Regions from separate parts of the Homo sapiens genome. Here region 1 is linked to region 2. A link is an interaction called in ENCODE POLR2A ChIA-PET data of the cell type or tissue named here. Cell type or tissue: OCI-LY7. All regions are shown on one strand.

What was found. Peaks named below come from ENCODE experiments on the same cell type or tissue, not always from the same donor. Only the 100,000 strongest peaks of a DNase experiment are listed, where the experiment ranks them.
Region 1: POLR2A ChIA-PET joins it to region 2 with 13 read pairs; 2 of 35 experiments call an interaction of 5 or more read pairs at or near these places.

Annotation. Positions count from the first base shown.
Region 1 is chr1:77,819,520-77,822,019 of GRCh38, forward strand. All of the region lies in intron 7 of MIGA1 (mitoguardin 1), which reads left to right. Among named protein-coding and RNA genes, the nearest start is that of MIGA1, 41 kb to the left of the region's middle. In OCI-LY7, no CTCF peak of the experiment used is centred here; no DNase peak of the experiment used is centred here.
Region 2 is chr1:77,669,170-77,671,669 of GRCh38, forward strand. All of the region lies in intron 1 of ZZZ3 (zinc finger ZZ-type containing 3), which reads right to left. Among named protein-coding and RNA genes, the nearest start is that of ZZZ3, 12 kb to the right of the region's middle. In OCI-LY7, no CTCF peak of the experiment used is centred here; a DNase peak (open chromatin) is centred at 1,392; H3K4me3 peaks cover 558 bases; H3K27ac peaks cover 1,147 bases.

The sequences.
Region 1 (2,500 bases), 150 kb after region 2:
GTGATCCACCCACCTTGGCCTCCCAAAGTGCTGGGATTACAGGGGTGAACCACTGCGCCTGGCCTATTCTTTATTTTTTTGAGAGAGAGGGTCTGGCTGTGTTGCCCAGGCTGGAGTGCAGTGGCTCGATCTTGACGCAGTACAACCTCTGCCTCCTGGGCTCAAGCGATCCTCTCACCTTAGCCTCCCAAGTAGCTGGGACTACAGGCACTTGCCACCATACCTGGCTAATTTTTATTTTGGGTAGAGGTGAGGTTTTGCCGTGTTACCCAGGCTGGTCTCAAACTCCTTGGCTCAAATGATCCACCCAACTCGGCCTTCCATACTGCCTGGATTACAGGTATGAGCCACTGTGCCCAGTCACACAGTCCATTCTCTTAATCACCATGCTGTATTGACTTACCACTTATAGGACAGACGTCTTCCTTGAATGGGAGGATTAACTGTGAACTTTTTGTGGACAAAGTATGCCTATACCCAAAATTCCCTGTAGGAAAGGTCAGCTTAGAGCAGGCAGCCTGGAAATTCCACAGCTGACAGAGTAAGGAGACTTTTATTTCTGGTGGTGGTATGCTTTTGTGTAGATCTTTTTTTTTTTTTTTTTTAATTTTTCTTCCTCTATACTCATGTGGTGATCTGTAGTTAGCTCATGTGTCTTTCTTCCTTTCTCAGGCTTTCTAGGCAGATTTCACACATTTTGTAGAAAGAAATTGTCAAGGTTTAATCCAAGAACAAAAGAGGCAAGCTATGTGAGACAGAGGGCCTGACTGTGACCCTGAACTTAGTGTAGTGCTAATGAGTTACTCTGACGGATTATCCTACATCTGTATAATAACTAAAAGTACAGACTGTGGATGCAGACTAACTGGGTTCAACTCCTGACATTTCCATTTATCTGTGTGATTATAAAACCTGTCTAAGCCTTGGCTTCCTCTTCTGAAAAATTAACATATAGAGTACCAATTTTATAAACTGAGGATTAAATGAAAGTTCTAGGAACAGGGTAACAATGTGTATTGGCTCGGAATTTGGAACTTCTCTAGGACACTCAGGAAGACCATCATTTTACCTCTAGAATCTTAGGCTGTCGTTTTTGTTGTTGTTGTTGTTCTTATTCTACCTTTCTGATCCTGTATTTGCCAATTTCAAGACGTTCTTTAAAATTTCTGGTCCACTGATATCCTATTCATGTTTTCCAGTGATGCTATACTTTACTCCATTAAAAAAAATTTCTTCTGTCCTTCTCAATGGGCCTTTGGGAGGAAAGAGAAGTACCTTCTTGAACTAGAAGGTAATTTGCCTACCATGTTGAACTATAAATTCTGGACATTAGGCCAGGCATGGTGGCTCATGCCTGTAATCCCAGCACTTTGGGAGGCTGAGGCAGGTGGCTCACCTGAGGTCAGGAGTTCAAGACCAGCCTGGCCAACCTGGTGAAACCTCGTCTCTACTAAAAATACAAAAATTAGCTGGGTGTGGTGGCGGATGCCTGTAATCCCAGCTACTTGGGAGGCTGAGGCAGGAGAATCACCTGAAGCTGGGAGGTGGAGGTTGCAGGGAGCCAAGATTGTGCCATTGCACTCCAGACTGGGCGACAAAGTGAGACTCCGTCTTAAAAAAAAAAAAAAGATAATAAATTCTGGACATTATAATAATAGAGTCTAAGGTTTACATTGGCTTTTGGTGAACTTATGGTTAACTAAAATTTCTAAGTTCTTTGTTATTGTTAGTTTCTTACCATTAAGCCACATCTTCCCTCATTTATTCCTGTGCAGTTGTTCTTTTGGACCAAGGGTATAGGTACTGTATTTATTATTCTTACTAAATTGTTAGTTCTGAGTCATCATTCTGAATTGTTAAATAGTTTTAGATTTTTTTTTTTTTTTTTGAGATGGAATTTCGCTCTTGTTGCGCAGGCTGGAGAACAATGGTACGATCTCATCTCAGCTCACCGCAATCTCTGCCTCCTGGGTTCAAGCGATTCTCTTGCCTCAGCCTCCTGAGTAGTTGGGATTACAGGCATGCACCACCATGCCTGGCTAATTTTGTATTTTTAGTAGAGACAGGGTTTCTCCATGTTGGTCAGGTTGCTCTTGAGCTCCCACCTCAGGTGATCCGCCCGCCTCCGCCCCCCAAAGTGCTGGGATTACAGTTGTGAGCCACCGCGCCTGGCCAAATAGTTTTAGATTTTGATTTGACATCTAACGTATTAATTATTCTTCTCAACTTTGTATCATTCTCTAATTTGGTTAGTTTTGTATAGTTGGTAATGAGTGCTGTCATTGAAATCATTAATAAAAATTGCTAAAATGGATAGTGTCAGAGTCAGAGACCTGAGGCATGACACTGTCAAATTTCCTTAGGTCACAAATAATTATTAAGATACTTTGTAAGCTTCAGTTATTCAAGATGAATAAATTCTGGAGATCTAATGTATAGCATGGTGACAGTAGTTAATAATACTGTGTTGCATATTTGAAGTTTGCTAAAAGGCTAGAAC
Region 2 (2,500 bases):
ACAGTAGTTTTCCAGAATCCAAATAACCACCACAGACAAGAACTCTGAGGTTGTCAGTATCATCATGGAACTATAGATATCAAGTTTCTCTTATCTTCTCTTTCTCTTCTCCCCATTTCCTCTTCATACATTACATAGATTGTGAATGGTCCATTAAGTGAATGAAAGAACATTTCCTAGCCCTAAACACTACTGTTCACATCACTTTAATCCTATCAACAAATTAAACTGATGTTAAATGAACAGAAATTAAGAGCTAGAATACCATTAAACTTTCTTTCTCAGTTTTTTTTTTTTTTTTTTTTGAGATGGCGTCTCGCTCAGTTGCCCAGGCTGGAGTGAACAGGCGCAATCTCAGCTCACTGCAACCTCCGCCCCTCTGGGTTCAAGCGATTCTCCTGCCACAGCCTCCAGAGTAGCTGGAATTACAGGCACCCACCACCATACCTGGCTAATGTTTGTATTTTTAGTAGAGAGGGGGTTTGTCCATGTTGGCCAGGCTGGTCTTGAACTCCCAACCTCAGGCGATGCACCCACTTCAGCCTCCCAAAGAGCTACTATTACAGGCGTGAGCCACTGCGCCCCGGCCTCTCCGTTTCTTAAAAGTTTAAAAAGGTTTATAGATTAAAGTCTATAGGTTGGTTTTATTACTAAGAACTTCTAAAATGCACCAGCTGATTTAAAAAAAAAAGAAAAGAAAACTGTAATAGGCTGAAGGTGGGAATGACTTAAAACAGGTAAAAGAGATCATTTTGGTGTGACAGAAATGTTCTAAAACGGGATTGAGGTAATAGTTGCATGGCACTGTAATTTTACTAAAAAGCACTGAATTGTGCACTTAAAAAGAATTAATATGACTAACAAATTCCCCCAAAAAACCTATTAATATAATAAATATTGTGACCCCCCCCCCCCATATTACTCCCTTGAAATTAACACCAGCATTTAGGTCTATTATCAAGCAAATCTCCATGTTTTACTTGAATTAAACTCCAAAGCATAATTTTAGTACATGGGAGCCTCCAGATACTGAATTGCATTGTTGTCCTCTTTAATAAACCAGTACTGTCCTTGAACATACAACATGCAATTTTTTTTTTTTTGGGGGGGGGCAGAGTCTCGCTCTGTCACCCAGGCTGGAGTGCAATGGCATGATCTCGGTTCACTGCAACTTCCGCCTCCTGGGTTCAAGCGATTCTCCTGCCTCAGCCTCACCGAGTAGCTGGGACTACAGGCACACTCCAGCATGCCTGGCTAATTTTTTGTTTTAGTAGAGATGGGGTTTCGCCATGTTGACTGGGCTGGTCTCGAACTCCTGACCTCAGATGATCCGCCCACCTCGGCCTCTCAAAGTGCTGGGTTTACAGGCATGATGAGCCACTGCACCTGGCCTAGCATGCAAATTTTTACCAGAAACATTAACCAGTAAGAGCTGCCTTACTGAAATTACACACAAAAACAAAATCTATTAAGGCAACAAAGAGTTTGGATGGATAACAACACCTTGATGAACAGACTTATATGAAAGTTATCAGAATCAAACTGGAGTAGTAGTAGTGTTTGTTCTGTTTTTTTTTAAACAAAACAAAACAAAAAAAAAACACCCTGACAAACAGCCAGGGAAGGCTATGAAGGAAGGGCTGTCATGCGGGTATGCATGATAAAAACTATCACAAAAGACTCTGCAAAAACTACAACCTTATACAAAACGTGAAACAAAAACAAGCCAGGTGCATGGTACATACACACCTATAATCCCAGCTACCCAAGAAGCAGGAAGATTGCTTGAACCCAGGAGTTTACATCTAGCCTGGGCAACACAGTAACACTGTTTTTTTGGGGGGGTGGTGGGGGTTGTTTTTTTTAAAAAAAAAAAAACTTCTGTGAGGACATCTGCCAGCAACTGCCGGTCCAACCTCAGAATGGAGGCACTTTATTGACCCTTGTAGCCAAGAATAATTATCTCAAAATAATTATGAAATCCTCCTCATTTTTCCTTTAAAAACTTTGGTCTTCTTTTACCTCCCTGTATATGCACATGGTTTACTGTAACAACAGAATTCCCACTGCAAAGCCCTATTCCCAAATAAACATTATTTTCTTTTAGAAAGCCTGTTATTTAGGTAGACAAGATCAAAGTATTCAAACCACAGCTATTTCCACTTCTGATTGTTCTGATGAATATGAGACTTGAAAGAAAATTCAAATGTCACTGTAAAATGTGATACCAAAAAAATTCATTAGAATATAATCTATGGCACTGAAACAAGGAAGGACATACATGCACACAAACAGTACTGAAGATACATATGAAGATAGCACCTCAAACTCCAAAACTCCACAGTTTGAGTGCTTAGGTTCAAATCCCAAACCCTCCATTTAGCACCTGTGTGACACCGAGCAAGATATGAAACCCCTCTGCTTTGATTTGCTTATTTATAGAATGAGGGTTACAGTAACCCTCTGTATAAGGTTGTAGGGAGTACTAATGATAATGAAT